2 separate regions of the Homo sapiens genome follow, and region 1 is linked to region 2. Evidence: chromatin contacts called from ENCODE Hi-C or POLR2A ChIA-PET data. All regions are on one chromosome and are shown on one strand. Each heading gives the region's core, a stretch centred on a gene start or an enhancer-like site at or near the end of the contact. The rest is flanking DNA. Distances are from core to core; before and after follow the strand shown. Region 1 has its middle 150 kb from the start of LYPLAL1. Region 2 has its middle 110 kb from the start of LYPLAL1.

What was found. Hi-C counts contacts between places; a loop is a spot of excess contacts on that map. ChIA-PET counts read pairs that join two places held with the same protein, here RNA polymerase II (POLR2A). Pooled maps may share reads with other maps.
Region 1: a loop to region 2 is called in a map of endothelial cell of umbilical vein, with 4 times the contacts of the local background. The contact joins two enhancer-like sites. A Hi-C loop is called at or near these places in 1 of 168 maps with a recorded cell type or tissue (endothelial cell of umbilical vein) and 1 of 50 pooled maps. POLR2A ChIA-PET finds 5 or more read pairs at or near these places in 2 of 52 experiments (Panc1 and activated T-cell).

The regions. Positions count from the first base shown.
Region 1 is chr1:219,323,450-219,328,884 of GRCh38, forward strand. It overlaps a transcript of LYPLAL1 not described here. Among named protein-coding and RNA genes, the nearest start is that of LYPLAL1, 150 kb to the left of the region's middle. Within about 2 kb of position 1,387, at least 2 of the 41 ENCODE cell types and tissues checked have a DNase peak (open chromatin) inside an H3K27ac peak, as active enhancers do; they include endothelial cell of umbilical vein, where a contact is called at or near this core.
Region 2 is chr1:219,277,232-219,283,300 of GRCh38, forward strand. It overlaps a transcript of LYPLAL1 not described here. Among named protein-coding and RNA genes, the nearest start is that of LYPLAL1, 110 kb to the left of the region's middle. Within about 2 kb of position 2,185, at least 2 of the 41 ENCODE cell types and tissues checked have a DNase peak (open chromatin) inside an H3K27ac peak, as active enhancers do; they include endothelial cell of umbilical vein, where a contact is called at or near this core.

The sequences.
Region 1 (5,435 bases), core at 137-2,636, 45 kb after region 2:
GGGTATCCCTTCTCATCTGTCTGTGCCCCACAAGGTTGTTGATTGCTGAAATGGGCAGAGCAGCCTGCCTGTCACATGTGGCATAATGAAATTCCTGCCCACGTCTGTTGTGAGCTCTCTCCTTTGAAGCTGGGCTCTGTTACGGCTGCTCCAAATGAAACATGTACCAAAGTGACCCATGGACAGGGAGAACTGTGGTTTCCATAGAGCTGGCATTTGTTCAACAATGTATAGTATAAGCCTGAATAATAACCGAGGCAGTTTAGAAGGGAAGAGGGCAAAGGCAAAAACAATAATAAAAACCTTAGAAAAAAGTACAGTGGATTCCTGCAGTTGCTTTAATCTCCCCAGTATAACAATATTTATGGAAATATACTATCAACACTGAGAAAGAAATATACACACACATGCATATATACTAAAACACACACCCATAACCACCCATATAGTAATAATTAAAAGGCAGTGACTTGAGTCTCCTTACCTTTCTGAACATCTGTCATGTTTTGGCAGATCATCAAAGCTCCCAGGAACATGGTAACTGACTAGTAAGCCGATGCTCTCTTCACTACCCAGTCTAAATGTGCGTTTCTCTCTGGTACTGTTCCCAAATGGTGGTTCTTTCTTACCCACTGTAAGGCCCCTTTTTCCTGCAGTGTGCATTTATTCTTTACCCTACAAGAAAACAGAATGTGACCAGATGGTTGTTACTAGGAAAGAATTATCCTGAAAAGAAACTAGATGCCAGTTTCTGATTCTTAATTCTCACTCTGTAACTTATGGGTTAAAGGCCCTGAATTTTAAGCTTCATTCTTTTTGGAGGGATAAGTGTGACCACGAGTTCTCCTTTTCTCCAAAGACGAGTGTATAGCTCCTTCATAGAATGTTCTGAAATGCCTGGAGGAACTGGGTCAGCTCTGCAAACAGTACTTACTATCCTTTCACTCTGCAGAAAGCCTGACCTTAACAATTCCACATCTATCCAAATATAAAGAACAAAAGGTAGTGACTCGGCCCCTCTCTCTTATCCCTTCCCCCTCTGCACTCGTGTTTCCTGCATTTAATAAAGGCAGCAGCTAAAATTTAATAGGAATTGGATAACCATGAAGCCATCTCCTGGAGTTACATAGCATGTTTTGTATTATAGTGTTAGGATTAAGGAAGGAAGAAGGCTAAATCTGCCTCTTGCTTCAAAAACTGGTTTCTTGACATCAGATTGACATGGATGGTGAGTGAAATACAGGATGAAGCCAAATAGTGTGTGTGTATGTGTGTGTTGGTGAGTGTGTGTTGAGGTCAGGTTGAAGAGTTGCAAAGTAAAAGTCAGTACATATGATTTTTGTTATTGTGGCAAGTTATTGCTCTAACTGATGTTTCACTGAGTCATCTAAATGTGCATAGAGTAACCGCCTTAAATACAGAATGTATTCCAGTAAAAGTGCTATAGCAAAGCTCCTTGGCTTTTTTCAAATAAGGTGTTTTCAAGCTGACATGCTGTTCATTGGGTTTGATGGTGCACACAGGAGATCTGTGTGTTCCCAAATACACCAACCTTCTTAACCATCACTAGACTGAGGCTAGTTCCTATGGGAAATATAAACTTCTTTGTTTTCAAAAAAACATATGGGCCAAATTAGAAAGTAAATAAATGAATACCTCTCAAGAATCCATGATAACACTTGCCGAGCAGTGGGTCAGGCCAGATTTAATCTAAAATCTTTCTGCTGCGTGTAAATGATTATGTCATAGCATTTGTCTTTAATTACTCACCTCTTTCCAAAGGCTTGACTCATAATGCGTTTCTCAGTTAACCACAAACACTTGTACTACAAGATTTGTCATATAGATTCACTCACTCCCTATACCCACCCCTTCTTCTTTCCCCTTCGCTACAACATTGTTAAGTCGTAGCTCCTGAAAAAGAAATTTTGAGACATTGTCTAAACCACCCCTTCCCTGATGTTTTGAAAATTTCCATGCAAAGAAAAATGGCACCGTCCCTTTCTTGACTCATGAAGACCACTATAGTAGACTTAATAGTAGTGGGAAATAGCAATACTCTATCATCATGGTTTTACACTTATATGACTTTGTTCCTCTGAGAATTTCTAAGAGTTTCAAAACATATGAAAAGAATAAAGACAATGGGTTGTAGCTTGTAAATGAGTACAAGTCAATTAAGCACCCACATACATATTTTTTCCTTCATCACTTCACTTCTCACCTCACCTTCCCCTGTGAGAAACAGAATGAATTCTGATTTAATTGAGTGAATTAAATCAGTCATGTCCTCAGCCCACTTAGCACATATTGTTAATCCACTCAGTTTTAGCAGAGGTGTTGGCTCTCATTGGTGATTGTTTCCATATCTTCTGACCAATCCTGTAAGAAGTTTGGGATTATAGAATTTGGGGGAAATATAAGAAATGACACAATCCTAAAGGTATGTCCATCCAGGATTGGTGTTATTTGTAGGTAAAGTAGGAATCACCTAAATGATGCAATTTGGGAGGTTTAAAGGATTTTCATCTCAGCTTACTACAACCTCCACCTCCTGGGTTCAAGTGATTCTCCCTGCCTCAGCCTCCCGAGTAGCTGGGATTACAGGCACCCACCACTATGCCCTGCTAATTTTTGTATTTATAGTAGAGGCGGGGTTTCACCATGTTAGCCAGGCTGGTCTCAAACTCCTGACCTCAGGTGACCCGCCTGCCTCGGCCTCTCAAAATATTGGGATTACAGGGGTGAGCCACCACGCCCAGCCTTAAAGGCTTTTTGACTCCCAAATCTTGATCCTACTAACCTGAAATTTCCATTTTGTTAGTTCGTGAGGGTTTTTTGTTTTTGGTGGGTGGGGGGTTGGGGGGTGGGGGGGCATTGAATGAAAAGGTCTCTAAACAGCCACAAGAATTTTCTTAAGGTTAGAATGAAAATTGCAATACTGGCAGGGCTTAATGTCATATTAGTTTGTGCCTCCAGGAAGGAGGTGGAAAGATGGCTGGGACCCTGAATCTTCATTCTGTATCTGTTGTCTATTATAATTCCAGTGGAGGTTATTACTATATAGGACATGATCCCCAATTCCCTTCTGGGATTCTTGACTCGGGGTAGTGGCCTAAGGCCCCGTATCAACAAGAAAATTCCTTCTACCTATTTGATTCAAATTAGATTAAGTAGCCTCCTTGGCGCCTTTCCTGTAGTGTGGACCCTAGTAACTTAAATCCTGAAGTCTTATCAATTTGACAGTGAGAAGCTAAAGAAAGAGGAGCCTTTTAAAAAGTGTCAAGGGGAAAAAGTGTCTCTTGCTCCCCCTAAGCCTCTCATTCCATGTCTGTTTTCCTCTGGATACCAAACAGGTTGCGGCATGGGATTGCATCAGCCTATGGGGAAGAAAAAGAAGAAAATAGACAATCTGCACAGAATATGTAAAAGGAGAACCAAAGCCCAAAGAGAAAAATGCTGAGAAGTCGCCAGCAAAGAAAGCACAGTAAACAACAGCAGGGGCCGGGCGCAGTGGCTCACGCCTGTAATCCCAACTACTCAGGAGGCTGAGGCGGGGGAATCGCTTGAACCCATTAGGCGGAGATGGCAGTGAGCCAAGATAGCACCACTGCACACCACCTCATGACAGAGCTAGACCCCGTCTCAAAAAACAAAAACAAACAAACAAAAAAACAGCAGGAGGCAGAGGAGTTTTCCATAATCGTACACCTTCTACTGATGTGCTCTCCATTAGCCAGCCTTGACTTCACCAACATCACTGCTTCTCCTCCTCAGGGCTGGGTGGAATGGGGTTATGGTGGAGAGCTGCAGAAAAGCTTTAGCCACCCCCAGCTGTTAGAGGGTGCAGCACAACTCGCTTTAATTGCTCATGTATTCTACTGGCCCAAGCAGTCTGCAAGGCTGAGAGTGAGTTGAAGAACACTGACTAGGCAAATGAAGACAAGAAGAATTTGAAATGGCGAGGCAATTGAGGTCCTGAAGAAATGAAGCACATGAAGATGGGGGAGCAGCTCAGAACATCAGGAGGCAGTAATGGGATACTGGGTGCTTGGAGGGGAACGAGAGGTAGTGGCAGTGGATTTCATCTGATCAGCAATTTTATTTGACTTAGTGTGACAAATGGACCAAACAAAGAAACTATTCTGTTGTTGATGATCCCTATAATCATTCCCTAGGAATAGTGTGATATAGTTTGGCTGTGTCCCCACTGAAATCTCATCTTGAACTGTAGCTCCCACAATTCCCACATGGGAGGTAATTGAATAATGGGGTCAGTTTTCCCCATACTATTCTCTTAGTAGTAAATACGTCTCTTGAGATCTGATGGTTTTATAAGGGGAAACCCCTTTCACTTGGTTCTCATTCTCTCTTTGCCTGCCACCATGTAAGATGTGCCTTTCATCTTCCACCATGATTTTGAGACCTCCCCAGCCACGTGAAACTGAGTCCATTAAACCTCTTTCCTTTATAAATTACCCAGTCTTGGGTATGTCTTTATCAGCAACATTGAAAATGGACTAATACATAGGAAAATTGATTTTTAAACTAAAAACTGTTCTTTCAAGACGAGAATATTTATCCTATACTTCCTGCTGTCTGTATCTAAAGGTTTGCTTACACATGTCATGTTTTGCCCCAAATGTCCTTACTTCTCTAACCCAGACCAACTTGAACTTTTTCTGTATATTTCCTTGTTCAACTGAGGAAACATACCTCTTGTTGGCTTCTTTCTTACATGAAAACTGAGCTCCAGTTTCTGACATCTGGGTTGGCGATACTTCCGGTTTCTCACTCATGCACATCTCTCTGATCCAGTTTTCTTGGCACTTTTTCTTTCTGACTAGGAAAAATTTCCTAAGCTGTTCTTGCAGTTACCATGCCTTCCTAGGTGATGTACCCTTCGTGAATGATTTTCTTTCTACATGATAGTAAGCCTTCAGTCTAGACCTGGTTGTTCTACATTCTGATCTAAGATTCAATAGAATTCCCTTCTCTTTGTGCCCACCATTATCCTACACACCAGAAGAATTGTCAATTTCTTTTCATTAATACTGGCCAGTTGTGGATTTTTTCTTTTGTCTGATAGAGTCATCATTCAGATCATAACTGATATCTCACACATTTTCTTTGATACTTGATATAGAAATAAATTATCATATACACACGCTCACAAATGGAACCACCCTTACCTTGGGGCACAATATCTATATAAATAAGCCACATTAATAAACCTCAATCAAAATTATATACAGTATCTATATCAATAAGCCAGAAACCTCAACCAAAATTATAAAATTACACTTGTACTACTAGTGCTAATGTCATCATTTGCCAACACAAAAAGTACTTTTGTTGCAATTATTTTCTTCTTTCCACCATTCTAAGTTTGAATACCTGGGATTGACTAAAATTGCAAAACTAGTTCTATGTTT
Region 2 (6,069 bases), core at 935-3,434:
TGCTCCCTTTCTGTGGTATTTCTATTGAGAGCTTAATGATGTGTCCTTTATGATGCATTTTGGCAGCACCTTTCACCCAGACCTGAAAATATTCATTGATTATGATCAGCAATTTTGGTGTTGTAAATGGGGTGTAGCTGAAGTGTTTCCTTGATGACAGAGCATAGAACAGCCTGTGCCTAGAAAGGGAGAGAGAAAGGGAGAGAGACACTGTGGGTTTAGAACTCATTTCACTTATCTAAACATGGGCCTTGTTCCATACAGATGACACAAAGAGGAACTGAAGTGGAAAGTAGAGTGTATACTAGGATCAGCAGTTCCAAGCAGAACTAGGAGATAAGGGAAAGCACCACATTTTAGGATCAGAAGCTGGAAAACAACAAGAATCTGATGGCCTCACACACTATCTTCTTTGTCTTATTCACTTTAGCCCTCAACCACTAAATGACCCATGTTCAGATATCTGCTCATCTGAAGGCATTTTAACAAATTGGCTTAAATAATTGACATATTTTTCCTAAGCTCCTCTCATCTCCTAAAACCAGGAAATTGTCATTGTGATTTTTTTTTTAAATATCAGAGCAAAGCTTTGAAAATTAATTCAATTCACTGGCTTTTGTCCAAAAACAAATCTGGGGACTTCAAATAAGTTAAGCTTTTCCAGATCCACTGTTTCCAAGGAGAAGAAGTTTTATTGTTGTTGTTGTTTAAGTATTGGAGGAGATGTGAGGGAATACAGAAAGATGGCAAACGTACAACTTTAAATATTCTACAAAAAGTTCAAACCGATCACAATTTCAAAAATTGTTTTTACATTTATTATCTCATTTTATCTTCCCAGCAACCTTATGATGTGGCCAGTGCCAACATCCTCATTTTTCACATAAGAAAATTGAGGCCCAGATTGTTGTGTAAGCCATTTTGCCAAGGATCTTAACAAAAGCAAACTAGAACACTAGAACATAACCTACCCCTGGACTCTTTTCCATAAACCACATTGCTGCTATGTCTCTTGCTCCCCTTTGTAGAGAATCAAGCCTCTTTTTGTCTGAGGACTCATAATGTGTCCCAGGCATCTTAAGTGGTACACAGAGAGAGAAAGAGAAAGGGAGAGAGAGAAAAAAACAATTTAACAATTTAGCCTTTACTATGTAGCAGGTCTATTTAAAGCCTTTATATGTAAGAATTCATTTAATCATCACAAGATTACAATGTATGTCCGGTTGTCTGGGAATATTTTACAGATGAGAAAATATCCAAAAAGGATATGGAACTTGCCCAAGTACACACAGCTCATAAGTGATGGGGCTGGGGTTTGAATTGAGGAAAGTCTGGCTCTTGAGTCAGTACTCTTACCCACTGTACTTTATTCCCTCTCTAAAGTCAGTGAAATTCTTTCTTATCTTTCTCAATATTGAGCAAAACTTTTGTCACATAAAAATCACTAAACAACAACAACAACAACAACAACAACAAAACGTTTCATGGATTGGGAAAGAAGGGCGGACACCCTGCCATCTTGTCTACTTGCCTTTTGGCCTAGGACTGGGTTTTATGGCCTCTCCAGTGCTGACATTTGGACCTTGATAATTCCTTGTTGTGGGAGCTGTCCTGTGCCTTGTAGGATGTTTAGCAGCATCCCTGTCCTCTACCCTCTAGATGCTGATAGTGCCCCTCAATTGTGATTATCAAAAATGTCTCCAGACATTACCAAATATCCATGGCAGTAGGGGTAGGGGGATGGAAAATCACCTCAAGGTTGAGAATTCCTGGCCTCGGGCATGAAAAAGAGGTACAGCCTTGTAGGGGGATTCCTTCCAGGAATCCAGCATCAAGAATGCTCCCGTGTGACTGTCTTTTCCCAATGCAGTCTGGAAAAAAGCATGAAGGGCTCGTGCGTTTTTGCCTCCTCCGCCAACAGCTAAGAGATAACACTTGTTGGGTTAATGTTCTTGCATCCAGGCAATATTCTGACTATGTGGGAAGAGGAATGTGGGTGGGCAGGGGATTTGTGACAAGGAGAGAATGGCATAGTAGGTACCAATGCTCCTATATGACTCCATGCCAGTACATTTAGCATATTTCTGAAAAAAGAAAGAAATGGGGCACGCCATCAGGTAATGGATCCAATGCCCAGATGAACTGAGGTGTGGCAATTTCCCCCAGTCAGGAGCTTACTTCAGAATAATGTTGCTTTGACGTGAAGCTGTAAGGACATTGGATGAAAACAATCCAGAACCTGCTTATCTTTCAGCATGAAAGACATTTGTGTGTTTTCTGAGTCATCTGAAACACAGAGTGTAGGATTTTCCTGATGGATAAGGAAACCTGATGTACTCATTTATTATAACAATGAGATCATTGGAAGACCCATAAAACTGAAGTCTGCTATCCAAGTTCAGATCTAGTTTGTTGTTCAGATAATGGTTCCAAGCTTATTTAACAAGCCAGTTTTGACAAGTTGAATTTTTTATAGGATGTTTGTTTAATTGTAGCATGGCCATCCTATCACAACAGTATTTTCAACTATGCAGAGAAAACCAAAGTCAAAAGGATTTTTCACAGTGAGATTTACACGTCCTTCAAATGAAAACTCTCTGAGTCATATTTTAGCCAGTCATATTTTAATTTTCAATAAAGGAAAAGACTCCAAAATATCCATAGGTGTTTCTAAAAGCCACATCAGAAAAGGAGAAAAAAAAATGGGGTAGAAGAAATTACAAATAGGCTGATATCTTTAAGAGAGCTCAAGATTATTGAAAATCTGATTACATATATAACAAACGTTTCAACTTGTTTCACCCAGATGAGGTGGCAGAATAGAATGAATATTACATAGGCAGACAATTCTCAAGGGAAGTCTCTGAAAATTTTTTAGAAGTTTATAGGTGAATGCCATTTTCATCGCTTTCTACTGCAATATGAAGTATGCAGGCTTTAGAGCCATGCTGACTGCAGTCCAAAACCCTTCTGGAGCTTCACTGAACCTCATAACTTTTCTAAGCCTCATGTCCACTTGTAAACAAGCAGATAATACGTATTATATAAAGTTTTTTGATGCCTAAAGAAGGTATTTTTAAAACTTAACAAAATACTTGAGTTGGAATAGAAGCTATTATTATAACACTATTATTCCTAATATCTTTATGACACCTCATTTAGACAACTGGATATCTGCTTTTCCAGGATTTGAATCTCCAATTTATTCCCCCCATCACGCTATATTTTTACCTATTTTTTGAGATATATACAGGTGGGAGAGGGGAGATGAAGGGATAATGTCTAATTTTTTCACATTTATTGGAATCACATTAACAATTTGCTTATTAATAATTATGCATTCTGAACAACATATATGTTTAGTCTAGGAAAAAGGGTACAAGTTGATTTCCATAAGCATCAAATCACAAATAATAACTGAACACAATCTACTCTCATATGCATTGATTTTTTTTGCCAGTTTGAGAAAACATCCATCAGCTCTTTTTAGGACCCTCTGCAAAAGGACTCTTAACATTTTAAAAAGGCATAGTAGGCCAAGCATGGTGGCTCATGCCTGTAATTCCAACACTTTGGGAGGCCTAGACAGGCAAAATACCCGAGGTCAGGGGTTCAAGACCAGCCATGGCCAACACAGCACAACCCCATCTCTATTAAAAATACAAAAATTAGCCAAGTGTGGCGGCGGGCGCCTGTAATGCCAGCTCCTCAGGAGGCTGAGGAAGGAGAATCACTTGAACCCAGGAGGCAGAGGTTGCAGTGGGCTGAGATCGCACCACTGCATTCCAGCCTGGGTGACAAGGTGAGACTGTCTCAAAAAATAAATAAATAAGTAGACAGATAATAAAGGAATGAGACTTCATTAATTAGTTTTAAAGAAGTACTCAGGGTGATTGAGATGACATTCCATTATGTTCCCCTGATTAGGATGGGCTTGGCAGTTTGATTCATAGAACACTATGTAGAAAGTATCTTTTCCTTTGGCATGAAATTAGTTAAACTGGCATGTAAACACATGCAATTAATATCTTCCCTGTCTACCCTGTGCCAGTAACTTAAAAAAATAAAAATAAAGAGAGAAAGGTAATAATTAATCTATAAAGAAAAAGACAATAGTACATAAAAGATTTAAAGATATATTTGAAAATTGGAAAACAGTAAATGAAAATAGGTAAAAATCTAAATAAGGTAAATCTAAGCACTTACTATCAAGGAAACAATAAGTGAGTTAATTCACCCTGTAAAACCCAGAAAGGCTCAGAATTGGAGGACTTGGTTTCAGAAGAAAGTGGAGTTCAGGAGAAGGTTTGGAACCAAGTTTCTCCCTCCACTGCATGCAGCCAAGCAACTACTATAGAACCACCCTCCCCAACACACACACACACACAGCAGGTGAGACTGGAGAAGGCTCTTTCTCTCCAAAAACCAAACAGGGGAGAAGTCTAGGAAGAATGAAAAGTGTCTCGCCTCAATCATACCCTCTCACCTGCTCCCAGGATGCCAATTGTCAAACTTATGCTGGTCCCTCCACACCCACCGTCATGCTCCATAACTGACAGAAATTAGATTTTTTCTTTTTTTCTGAACGGCCACTGAAAAATGTCTCTAGATAAGTATTTGAGATCCTCAATGGAAAGGGGACGTCATCCCCACAGACCCTGCAGTGATCCCTGAGAATCAGCACCTCTGCTCATAGGTACAGTAGTTCCAGCAGTATTTTAGCCACTCTCTCTTACATGCACTTGGACAGAGAAGAATGACCAGACATTAGAGGAAAATGTGCAACATGAGCATGGAGACCAAACCCCATAAAACAAACAAACAACTAGACACAGAGGACTTAGATGAATCAGAGTCAGTGCAGACATTGAAAGAAACTTTTCGAAAATCATAATGTCCTCAAAGATACACAGGGAAACAAGTCTGTAATATAGATAACAGTTACCATGAGAAAGGATCAGAAGCAAATAGGAACTCCTGTCTATAAAAAATATAAAAAGTAAAATACAAGCATTAAATAGAAAATTGTAAGATAGGGCCAAGCAACTCTCAAAAGTAGAACAAAAATTAAAGAAGAGAGAAATGGGAGGGAAAAAGATAAGAAAAAATATATCATAGATCTTGTGAGCTCTCCAGCTACTAATTAGGAGTTCCAGAAAGAAAAGAGAGAAAATGAAGGGGGGATATTATTGAATAAGTAATTTAAGACATTTTCAGACTGAAAGACATGTGTCTTCCCATTGAAAGGACAATGGAGCACCTAGCACAATGAATGACAAAAAAAAAAAAAAATTCCAGGTAGGTTATGGTAAAATATAGAATACTTGAAATCAAGAAAAGATCCTAGAAGCTTCCAAAGGGGAGGGGGATAACACAGTCAAATACAAAACAATGGTCTTGAATTTCTTAACAGCAACTGAATCTTAGAAGACAGTGGAACAAAGCGTGAAAAATTCTGAGTGACAGTGATTTTCAACTGAGAATTCTATTTTTTTTCCAAAAAAAATCAAATATAAGGGTAATGCATTTTTTATTTAAAATAATTTTGTCATGTCAGAAATATAAGTGCTTTAGAAAACAACATAGTAAACCAACAAAGAAAATGCAAAAATTGTTGTCTATCTTATGAGAGATGAAGGGAAGGTTCATGATTACAGCAGAGTGTGTAGTAGGTCTAGAGAATTATCCACCATAAAGGAATGAAAGTTATCATTCTAGGATGAAATTATCCATCCTTTTCTTGGTGGGGCTCTAAGAAAGAGAGAAGTGGGGGCTGAAGAGATGAAATGAATGTGTTTGAGTGAATGGATTATTGATAGACCTATGGCAGACATGATGAAATGTTTGGAAAATAATTACTACAAGGCAGCACAGAGTGTTGGAGTGATTTCTCCAGGGCCACACATCTAGTAAACAATGGATCTGGGCTTATAATCTAGCTCCATATTTGGTGCTCTTATCCGGCACCCAGTAGGACTTTTCAAGCACGTGACAACAGGGCATGTTCTTTGCCATGTCATTTATGATGTAACTTTGATTATAATATAGTAAAAAGAAAATCCGGGTGTA